Linked DNA regions of Homo sapiens: all the other regions are linked to region 1. Evidence: read pairs that join two places in POLR2A ChIA-PET (ENCODE). Cell type or tissue: OCI-LY7. All regions are shown on one strand.

Region 1 (4,000 bases):
TCATCCTGAACTCTAACCTCCTATCTAATTTTTAAAAAGATGGATGAGGGTCATGTTAAGGGGAAGGAGGGGATGCTGTGAGACGGGGGCTGGGAGTCACACAGCTCTAAAGGTTGCCAAGGTTAGTGGGTAAGGTTTCCTTCTGTAACCAGAAGTGAAAACTCTGACACTGGGCATTCTGGAATAATTGGGGTTGGCCCCCACTTTGACTGTATGGATTTATAAACAAGAGAGATCGGTGGTTACCACATCTCCCCCATTTTCCTGTGTGGGTCCCATGTTTAAAAATTCACACGTTCCTTTTGAGAAATCCTCTCAAAAAGCTTATTAGTCTTCAGACTACTCCTGTTCCTTCACAGAAAGACATACATACCTTAAGCCATGTTCAGAGATGTAAAGAAAGGCTGCAGTTGGTTTAAATCCCTCAGAGGCCTTCAGAAGCAGGAAATGAATGAAGAGGCCTAGGTGTGGAAGCCACAGAGAGGGGCAGGGTTTTTCAGATAGAAGATCCCTTCTAAAGCCATCATTGTGCATCAAGGAAAACACTGTCCTTAAGTTAAATATTTCTATGGGAAAAACTGGTCCCAGGCATTGCCTAAGATCTTAACCTTGGTACTCTGAGCACAAAAGCTCATGTGACCAACAGTCTTGGTTTGTCCAGGACCAAGGGGTTCCTGAGACGTAAGACATTCTGTTTTAAGATAACCTTAACCCACATTACCAGTGCTCATGGGGGAACGTGAGAGTGAAAGGAATGTGAACATTCCTTCTACTTAACAGAGAATGAATGTTCCAGTTGGCTCCCAAGGTGGCGGCATGGATGTGGGGAAACGCATGGCTACCATGGAAGGTCCTCAGAGGCCAAGCTACTCTAAGCTCCTTGATGGTCTCAACTCCCAAAGATTCCAGATCTGATGTAGCTTAAAATGTTAGGGTTCAGAATATAACTAGGTCAGCTCTTCAATGCCTCTGAGGACAATTCTAGGACTAGCTGAGGTATAGGGTGTGCTCATTCGGCTCGCAGTCCTGGTCCACATATGAAAGTGTTCTGTACAGTAAGGACATTTTGACAGTTACAAAGCTACCTTGAAATAAAATGCAGGTGGTCAGGATATCTGGTAGGGCTTTTTGGGTGCAATTTCAACTGTTTTCAGTATTAAGTATGAAGACCTCTCTTTTTAAAGATACAGACATCAAAAAGTTGCCATGCCTGACAATAATTAACACCCCTCTTATTGCAGTACTGAGATGCAGAGAAGTTCAGGGGTTTTCCAACTGACCTGTTTCCCCATGGCTGATCAAATCTGCATGCAGTACCTCTAAGATCAGAATGCTGGTCCCTCCTGTTTGGTCTCCCATCTAATATCAAGTCCACATTTTCTTCAACATTTTTTTTTCCCATTTTTTGAAGATGGCAAAACCCCACCACCTAGGAATTGTGCTCCTCCTTGACTCTAAGACTGAATTATGCCAATTCATTTTTATGGTATGCCCTCATAGTCAAAGGAAAGGTTTATGTGGTTTTGTCGTTGACAGTAAGGGCTCTGGTGTCACATGCTTGAATGGGAATCTCGCTTTGGCACCTGGTTAGCTTTTTGCGACTGAGGGCCACCTACACCCTTAAAAGGTAGGCTGAGCTTTTATTAGATGACTTATTATAGCCTGGTATAGTACATCCTGAATACATATTATTTCCTTTCTTTTTAATTCCTAAATAAGTTTACGTGATGAACTTCTATGTTTACTTCCTAATCTTGGAATAAGAAGAAAAGACTGACTACTTCTGCAGTTGCTATCATCAGTGGATTCCTGTAGAACAGATAAAAATCTTCCCCTTGTTTGCAGCTTGATGACAAATTAAGGACACAACGTTTTGAATGATTTAAGATCAACAAATATAATCTCAAACCATTTCCTCAATAACCAATGGTCTTGCCTCAGTCAAGGATCTGCCAACATTTTATCTAACATAGCTACAAATACTATATCTAGCAGTAACTAGTGTGAAAAATTCAGCATTATTATGGTACAAAATAATTCCTAAATTTTAGAAATGTTATCCCTGTATTTTTAAGCTAAACAATTTTGTTTACTGAGTGTCAAATTACTCTTAAATCTTATTTTACATGCATTTTAAAAAATTTATTGGAATTGTATTGCCTGCTGCAATTACAGATTTCAAGTAAAATGACCATGTTATTTGAAATCTAGACTTCAGCTCTACTAAGTTTGTTGGTTTCTCTGGAGTTTCTCTAGCTTTTACATTTTGAGGGCTGTGTACATTTGTCATGAAGTATGAATAAATCATAAAGTTGGGGAGAGAAGTTTTACAGCCTCTTCATATCACAGATGGGCATTAAACCTAAAAATGGGTCACAGGAAAACAAACAGGTCAGTGACTAGAATTCCTACTAGAGTTGTTGTAATCTTTGGTTCCTAAATATCACAAATTTTGTTTTGTTTTTGAGACAGCGTCTTGCTCTGTTGCCCAGGCTGGGGTGCACTGGCGCAATTATGGCTCACTGCAGCCTCGACTTCCTGGGTTCAGGTGATCCTCTGACCTAAGCCTCCCGAGTGGCGGGGACTACAGGCGTGCACCACCATGCCCAGCTCATTTTTGTATTTTTTTGTAGAGCCTGGGTTTTGTCATGTTGCTTAGGCTGGTCTCGAAATCCTGGGCTCAAGCAATCTCTACCTCGGCGTCCCAAGCTAGGATTACAGGTGTGAGCCACCAAGCCTGGCCTAATAACACATTTTTAAATGGTCTGATGTACAAGTAGATGTGAAATGTGCAATGTAATATATTTATCACTTAAAATGTGTGTTGGCTGGCTACAGTGGCTCAAGCCTATATAATCCTAGCAGTTTTGGAGGCTGTGGTGAGAGGATCACTTGAGGCCAGGAGTTTGAGACCAGCCTGGGCAACACAGTGAGACCTTGTTGCTACAGACCAAAAAAAAAAAAATTTAATTTAAAAACTGCCTATAAAGATTGTCTTTAAAGTATTAGTATTATGGGTCTGGTTTAATCAGCCAAAAGTAGGGGAAAAAAGCAGTTTAATAAAATTTTATTTTCAATGGTTCAATGCCTTTAGTGCTGAATTTTAAAATCTGAAGTAAAAATAAAAAACTTTGTGGTGAGAAACTGTAGGCAATTAAACATTCTGAGCAACTTTCCAAAAATCAGTGTTGTACCATATTGAATTTATTTTATGTTAAAGAAAGAAATGACACATCGTTATTTGTTTTTCATCCAGCCCCCAGTCTATGTTGGTCTGTGTCAGGGATTGGCAAACTACAACCCATGGGCCAAATCCCATGCCTATGGTGGTAAATAAAGTTTCACTGGAATATAGCTCTGCCCAATGCATTTATGTACTGTCTGTGGCTCCCTCTACTACAACTAGAGGGTTGAGTAGTGCATCAGAGACCATACAGTGCCCTGCTATGCTGAGAAATGTTTTTAAATAAAATGAATGGTAAAATCGTTATTAAAAAGACAAAAAATATTCTCAGGTATTTTGGTTTAGAAGTGGCATTTGCAATATTTAAATATATTTTCTTAGGATTTATTTTTAACTAGTTAAAAACAACAAAAACTGTATCTTTTGAATCAGGCATTTTAAATGTTAAAATATTTAGAGGTGGATGACTTATGCTTATAAATCCTGCTTTTCAGCAGTGAAGGTGTTAATGGTTCCTTAAATGAGACCAAGAGTATGGTAGGGTCTGTAACTGTATGGTGCAGCAGGAGTAGGAGTTTCCACTACGCTTTGTTACACTAATAACCCTGAATTATCAATCAGCAAGTCAGCGTGTTTTAGAAACTACACCACCCACGTTTCCTCTGCCTCCTATAGCTGCACACTAAAATAGCCTGAAGGTGAAGCCAGACAGACACCCTTGTCATTGAATGGGCTGACCGTGACCAATACAGTTGAGTTTACTTCTTTTGCTAAAATCATGGAGAAAAAAGAGCAGCAACAACAACAACAACAACA
Region 2 (4,000 bases), 140 kb after region 1:
CTTCCAGGAAGAAGCTTAGCCCCAGAAAAACCAGTTGGATCTAGAGATGCGTCAGTTGCAGATGAACTTTGGCAAACTCCCTTCAATGCATACTAAAATCCCTGCCCAGAGAGAAGCTTAGCCCCCATTTTCTATACACGCAGCATATATAGAAGCATCATCAGGGACTGCTCGGGTGCTGCCTTTACTCCACCTCAACATACAATGACTCAGTTAACCAGCCCAATAAAAGCTTGTTTTCACCATTGTTCAGGAAGGTTTTGCTTTGGGAACTATCCTCAGCATTCTTCTTATTACAAGTAATAAAATCTCCTTGCTGAATCCTCGATTATGGTAAATGGACTGTCATCCACCAAGCAATCAAACCCACCCATTGTGTGGGTAACAAACAGCCTTCTTTTGGAAGAAGAGGCCATCTAGGACTTTCCGAGCTAGAGAGGAGAAGTCAGCTCCTGGCTTCAAAGCTTCAAAGGACAGGCTGACCCTCTTGTTAGGGGCTAATGCAGATGGTGACATTTAAGTTGAAGCCAATGCTCACTTACTAATCCAAAAATCCTAGGGCCTTAAATAATTATGCTAAATCAACTTTACCTACGCTATATAAAGCTGCGATGACAGCACACTTGTTTACTGCACAGTTTACTGAATATTTTTAAAGTCCACTGTTGAGACCTACTGTTCAAAAACAAGATTCTCTTCAAAACACTACTGCTCACTGACAATGCACCTGGTCACCGAAGAGCTCTGGTGGAGATGTATAAGGAGATGAATGTTGCTTTCATACCTGCTAACTCAACAACCATTCTGTAGCCCATAAACCAAAGAGTAATTTTGACTTTCAAGTGTTATTATTGAAGAAATACATTTTGTAAGGCAATAGCTCCCATTCGCAGTGATTCCTCTGATGGATCTGGGCAAAGTCAACTGAAAATCTTGTGGAATGGATTCACCATTCTAGACGCCATTAAGAACATTCGTGATCATGAGATGAGGTCAAAATATCAAGTTGATAGGAGCTTGATAGAAGTTGATTCCAACTCTCATGGATGATTTGAGGGGTTTGATTTCAATGGAGGAAGTAACTGCAAAGATGGTAGAAATAGCAAGAGAACTAGAATTATAAGTGGAGCCTAAAGATATTGATTTGCTGCAATCTTATGATCAAACTTGAACAAATGAAGAGTTGCTTCTTAGGAATAAGCAAAGAAAGTGATTACTTAAGATGGAATCTACTCCTGGTAAAGATGCTATGAACACTGTTGCAATGTCAACAAAGGATTCAGAATATTACATAATATCAGTTGATAAAGCCGTGGCAGAGTTTGAGAGGACTGACTCCAATTTTGAAAGAAGTTACATTGTGGGTAAAATACTGCCAAACAACTGTTCATGCTACAGAGAAATCTTTTGTGAAAGGATGAGTCAACTGATGCAACAAATTTCATCGTTGTTTTATTGTAAGAAATTACCACAGCTACTCCAGCCTTCAGCAACCACCACCTTGATCAGTGAGCAGCCATCCACATCAAGGAAAGACCCTTCACCAGCAAAAAGATTATGACTCCCTAAAGGCTCAGATGATCGTTAGGATCTTTCAGTAATAAAGTTTTCTTATTTTTCTTTTTAAGAGACAGGGTCTCGCTCTGTTGCTTACACTGGAGTGCAGTGGCGTGATCCCAGCTCATAGCAGCCTTGAACTCCTGGGCTCAAGTGATCCTCCGCCTAAGCTGAAAACTTAAAAAATTAGCCCGGCTAATTTTTTGTAGAAATGGGGGTCTCATTATGTTGACCAGGCTGGTCTTGAACTCCTAGCCTTAAGTGATCCTCCTGCATTTGCCTCCCAAAGTGCTGGGATTACAGGAATGAGCCACTGTGCTTAGCCCAATAATGTACTTGTTATTAAGGTATATGCATTGTCCTCTTTAGACATAAAGTCACTGCACACTTAATTGGCTACAATACAGTATAAACATAATTTTTGGATGCACTGGGAAACCAAAAAATTTGTGTGACTCACTGTGTTGCAACATCTGCTTTATTGCTGTGGTCTCGAGCCGAACCTGCAGTATCTCTGAGGTTCCTGTAATTCACTTGTGTGGTAGACACAGAGGGCATTTCCTATTGACAGGTAGTCAAGCTGCTTAATTATAGATTGTTGATAGTTCTGCTCCATCTATTTACCTCGCATGCAGGGAAGCCTTTGGAAAGCTAAACTTTTCAGGTCTCTCAGAAAGAGAAGAGAGCAAAATCTGCATTAAAACTATTCTTGTCATGCAGAGACCTGGGTTAGGCAGGAAGACATGATAATCCAGTGAATTCTGCTTAGGGATCAAGTCCCCACACTTGGCTTCAATGACTTTTCATAATCTCGGATACACCCATAAAGAAACAAAATACTGCAAAACGTAAGGTAAACAGACAAAAAAAATTCCTAACATTTTCTATGCAAAGTTCAAATTTTGAGTTTAGCTTCAGCTAAATTAGGAAGTACACTGTACAACACTTTACCAGGAGGTAGTCTTTTATTTTAGTGCTTGAATTTGTATGCTATCAAAAAATAGTATGGCATCTTGCCAAACTTGCACTTAGTTCAAACAAAACTTTAAAAGAGCTGTTATTCTAGGTGCATATTCACGTATTATTTCTCATATAGGCATACCCAGACATCACACACGGATGGAAGAAAGCTGTTGGGCTATCCCATTAGCAGGATGAAACACAGTCTGTGTTATATGAGGTATTTCTTGTACTGTAAGCAAAACTTCTCTTAGCTTTTCTGGCAATTTATTCCATAATTTTTGTCTTAAAGTTCTTTATGAGACTAAAGATACAAGGTAGCAGATGAGACTTAAATCAGACTTCAGCAGGTAGATGGAAAGCGCTCAGACATGAGACCTCCCTTAAAGGTCTTACCCAACTCTCAGCTTTTAAAATATGGATTGCATTCATGGGTGGCACCTTTTAAAATAAACCATTCTTTTTCAAAGCGTTTTGTTCTTTTAAAATAATAAGCTGTTTCAAGTAGATTTTCTACTGTAAGTTAATAACTAATAAACACATGGTATAAAGTTATTACATTTAAGTACTGTTAAAATTTAAAAAATCAGTTTATAAAGTATTAAAATAATTTAAAGAGCAACTAATGGGGATCTAAAAATTCATTAGCTTCTTAAAAATTCAAACAGAACAAAACTGACAAAGGTAAAACAAGTCTCCTCTTATTCCTCAAGTTCTAGGAGTCTATGATTCTAACAAATTAAATACTTACATTTAGCAACATAATCTTACACAATATGCAAATATCTCAGAATGCTGCCTCCCTTCTGTAAAATTAAAGAGTATAGAAAACTATACCTTTAAGTTATTTTATAGCAGACATTCTAGGTGTTTACTACTAGACGTGTATCTTCTTTAAAAGGTAACTAGCACCACTATAATAAGCTCAGAAAAAGTTTCTTCCCCTATCAAGATATTTGTAACATCTTCACAATGAAGAGATGCTTCCTTGGCCAATGTACAAATACATTTTGAAAGGAAAGCTGTAATACACTGCTCTACAAGAAAGCTCTGTTGGTTGCAGAGGGTTAGGAAAATCTATAATGACAAATGTATTCACAGTTTGTTTTATAAAGTCGTTAATATGCAATATCTTGATTTATATTTTATTAAGATCATCAATGATTCCCTTTCCAGATTCAGAAATATATAAAAAGGGATTTTAAAATATCCTCAAACCACTGTTGTAAGCACCTCAGTTCTAGTCTTCAAAGATGCATACAATTTTTAAATGAGAAGTGAAATATGTGGAAAGAGAAAGTAGGCTAAAACTGTAGTCTTTGTTTTTCATTTGTTAATACTTTGGGTATATATTCTGTTTAACTTCCCTTAAGACATATTCATGCCAACTTTCTTTTTAAAAAACAGGTTAAAGATATAAAGTATTTTTTTCTTTCCTCACCACAAAAAAAAACAGAAACAAATGGAGAGCCTCCAAACATAT
Region 3 (4,000 bases), 500 kb before region 1:
CAAAAGCCAAAATTGACAAATGGGATCTAATTAAACTAAAGAGCTTCTGCACTGCAAAAGAAACTACCATCAGAGTGAACAGGCAACCTACAACATGGGAGAAAATTTTCGCAACCTACTCATCTGACAAAGGGCTAATATCCAGAATCTACAATAAACTCAAACAAATTTACAAGAAAAAAACAAACAACCCCATCAAAAAGTGGGCGAAGGACATGAACAGACACTTCTCAAAAGAAGACATTTATGCAGCCAAAAAACACATGAAAAAATGCTCATCATCACTGGCCATCAGAGAAATGCAAATCAAAACCACTATGAGATATCATCTCACACCAGTTAGAATGGCAATCATTAAAAAGTCAGGAAACAACAGGTGCTGGAGAGGATGTGGAGAAATAGGAACACTTTTACACTGTTGGTGGGACTGTAAACTAGTTCAACCATTGTGGAAGTCAGTGTGGCGATTCCTCAGGGATCTAGAACTAGAAATACCATTTGACCCAGCCATCCCATTACTGCGTATATACCCAAATGACTATAAATCATGCTGCTATAAAGACACATGCACACATATGTTTATTGCGGCATTATTCACAATAGCAAAGACTTGGAACCAAGCCAAATGTCCAACAATGATAGACTGGATTAAGAAAATGTGGCACATATACACCATGGAATACTATGCAGCCATAAAAAATGATGAGTTCATGTCCTTTGTAGGGACATGGATGAAATTGGAAACCATCATTCTCAGTAAACTAACGCAAGAACAAAAAACCAAACACCGCATATTCTCACTCATAGGTGGGAATTGAACAATGAGATCACATGGACACAGGAAGGGGAATATCACACTCTGGGGACTGTGGTGGGGAGGGGGGAGGGGGGAGGGATAGCATTGGGAGATATACCTAATGCTAGATGACGAGTTAGTGGGTGCAGCGCACCAGCATGTCACATGTATACATATGTAACTAACCTGCACAATGTGCACATGTACCCTAAAACTTAAAGTATAATTAAAAAAAAAAAAAAGTAGGGATGATAATATTCTAAACTATGTATGAATAATTATTATCAATACTCTATGGATAGCTGCTAAAGTATTAAATACTAAAATGGGTCACAGCAAAACAGAGAACACAAATGCACAAATAAACTAATCACAGAAGTAGAAACAGTTATAAGAAGTTTATGCCCCCCTTCAAAATGGTACTAATGAAGTCACTGAAGTATTTTCTTAAATTTTCTAAAAACAATTTACTCCTTTTGTTATTACCAAAACTATTCCAAAATAGAACAGCATGTAATTCAATTGATTTTTATGAGGTAAATGTGGTTTTGATCACAAAACCTAAAGACACCAACAAAGAAATTAAATGATAGCTCAATTCACTTGTGAACTTAAATACAAAAATTGAAAATAAAATCTAGGATACAAAGTATAAGTTTACAGAACAAATTCTGCAGCAGGGACTGGCTCCAAGAGAGAACAAGGAGCACCCTAGAGGACACAGCAAGATATTGCAACAAAAACATCACAGACCTTACCCCAGACCCAGAAGGCTTGGTTTACCAAGCTCCAAGCTTATTCAACCTGCAGCCCAGGACGGCTCTGAATGTGGCCCAACACAAATTCATAAACTTTCTTAAAACATTATGAGATTTTTCTGCGATTTTTTTTTAGCTCATCAGCTATCATTAGTGTTCGTGTATTTTGTGTGTGGCCCAAGATAATTCTCCTTCTACCAATGTGGCACAGGGAAGCCAGAAGATTGGACACCCCTGGTTTAGACAATCATGCCAGGCACTGTGCAGGGCTTGGGACTACAAGACCACATAGACCCCAACATCGCGGAGCTTACGTTCTACCGGAGGAGATAGACATTTATTAAGAAAAATTATTCAAGTCTTGGAAATAAGGCCAAAAGAGGACTGCATGTCTTTTCAAAGTCATACCAAAACTTCACTTAAGAGTCCCTACCCCTACTCCAGTGCTTATTTCATTATCTAGCAGAATGTACCTTTATTTGATTCACTATTTACCACTGATTAAAGTGGAGCGTCTGTGGAGTTATACGTTACTTTGTAGACTTTTGTCTAGTGAAATACAAAAGACAACCCCAAAGGTTATAATTTTTTTGCCTATAGAACATTTCAGGAAACAGGAGTAGGATTTTTGTCTATAATATAGCAAACTTGCTTCAACATACCTTCCACAACTTACAAATGCTCTTTGAACCAGCCTAATTATGCTTCTAGTTTCCTGGGTTAGATCAATCTTTGGCATGCGGTCACTACACATTTGGATGAAAATCATTTTTAACTTTTTGAAAATTAAGCAGTTGATAAAACAGACAAATAATTACATAAATAACCACCTAATTACAATTGTGGTAAGCAATTGGGGATGCAAAAGGGGTAACATACCTTGACCCATAGGGTCCTTGGAAGCTTAACCAAGGGCCTGAAGGATGGCTGCACTTAAATGAGGCGAATGGGCAGGAAAGAGCCCTCCATGAGCTTGTCCTTCCCTGGGTGACTTTGTAGCTATATGCAGAGATTCCCTGAAACACAGAGTAAAGGAATCAAAAATTACTCTCTATAATAGCTAAAGAAAAGTTATATTTTTGCACCAAAGAAGATTTTAAAATAAAACTAATAATGATGACAATAATATCTACTGTTTACTGAGTGTTTATTTACGATGTCTCGGGTCTTGTACTAAACACTTGAAGTCAGTTATCCTATTTAATTGTTATGACAACCCCATAAGGTAGGTACCATTATTATCTCCATTTTACAGATGAGAAAACTGAGGCTTAGAGAGGTTAAGTTACGTGCTCAAGGCAACACATCAGGCTTGCCTGATTTTAAATTTTATCTCCTTTGCTATCCTGTCTGTCTTCCAAAGATAGCTCTTCTTGTTTATGCTACTTTATAATGGGGAAGGAGTACATTATTTTGGTGTTTTAACATATTTCTTGCAGACTGAAAGAAGGGAATGGGAAGGTGATGTGTGTGGAGGGTATTCAACGTTAACATTTGCTAGTCTTGTTAGTTTCCTGGAGCTTTCTGCTGCAGTAATTTGGAAGTAAAAAGCAGGATTTTGTTCAGAGTGGCTTTTCAACAATAAAGACTGTCTGGTTGAAACCTGTTTACTCTATGCCTTTGCTTTTAATTCTCTCCAACACAGCTCCCTCTGTTGCCTTTGTCTCATCTGTAAGCCCTGAAGCACTTCTCCAAAGGCTTTAAGCCCAGTTGAGTGGGCAAAAATCCTTTTCCACCTTTTACCTTGCAACTGGTTTTGAGTTTCTCTTGAGTGTTTGTTTGACTGTTTAGCCAAGGATTGAGAGTCCCATTGTGAGGAGAGAAACCATTTGCCTTGGTTGTGTGCAAGCTTTCCAGAGTTCACCGATTAGCTTCCTGTTCCTTTTGTTTCTCCACTGGTACTTGCAGCTCTTAGGCAGAGGATTATACAGCAATGTAATTATCCAGCCACCTTCCTTAGTCTTATATTTAAAGAGAAATATATGTGTCTTCTATATTTACAGAAATATTTTCCAAGTGACCCAAAGTGATGTTGAATTCTATCCTGGCTGACTTCCAACATCTCTTTTTCCCTGTGGTTTGGAGTCTAATGCTAACCATGTTTCCTCATACCTCTAAAAAAAAATCTTGAACAGCCTACAACATAATCACACAATTCCAAAATACCCAAACTAAGGCCCCTTAGAGACCATCTAGTCCACATTTTACACAGTGCAAAACGAAGGCTGGTAAAGTTCCAGTACTAAGAACTCCACAGAGTTTATTAATATTTAACTTTTATATTTGCTTTCCAATTATATACTCTTTGAGAACAGAAACCTTTACTTAGACTTTTTTGGTACGTCATTTGCCACATATATATATGCATGTAGTAGATACTTAGAAGGCATGTATCCATGGATGTTTTATAAGAACTTTGCTCAAAACTGAATGGGGTCAGACCCAA

The links. Peaks named below come from ENCODE experiments on the same cell type or tissue, not always from the same donor. Only the 100,000 strongest peaks of a DNase experiment are listed, where the experiment ranks them.
Region 2: POLR2A ChIA-PET joins it to region 1 with 5 read pairs; 2 of 35 experiments call an interaction of 5 or more read pairs at or near these places.
Region 3: POLR2A ChIA-PET joins it to region 1 with 9 read pairs; 1 of 35 experiments calls an interaction of 5 or more read pairs at or near these places.

Annotation. Positions count from the first base shown.
Region 1 is chr3:23,590,977-23,594,976 of GRCh38, reverse strand. It overlaps UBE2E2 (ubiquitin conjugating enzyme E2 E2), which reads right to left. Exons shown (of 6, transcript NM_152653.4): 6 at 3,183-4,000. Among named protein-coding and RNA genes, the nearest start is that of UBE2E1, 210 kb to the left of the region's middle. RefSeq lists enhancers at 946-1,055, 1,076-1,125. In OCI-LY7, no CTCF peak of the experiment used is centred here; DNase peaks (open chromatin) are centred at 436, 1,206, 1,566 and 3,826; H3K4me3 peaks cover 2,936 bases; H3K27ac peaks cover 4,000 bases.
Region 2 is chr3:23,453,318-23,457,317 of GRCh38, reverse strand. All of the region lies in intron 3 of UBE2E2 (ubiquitin conjugating enzyme E2 E2), which reads right to left. Among named protein-coding and RNA genes, the nearest start is that of UBE2E2, 250 kb to the right of the region's middle. In OCI-LY7, no CTCF peak of the experiment used is centred here; no DNase peak of the experiment used is centred here.
Region 3 is chr3:24,086,495-24,090,494 of GRCh38, reverse strand. No RefSeq gene overlaps it. Among named protein-coding and RNA genes, the nearest start is that of LINC00691, 15 kb to the left of the region's middle. In OCI-LY7, CTCF peaks have their summits at 1,284 and 1,483; a DNase peak (open chromatin) is centred at 1,514.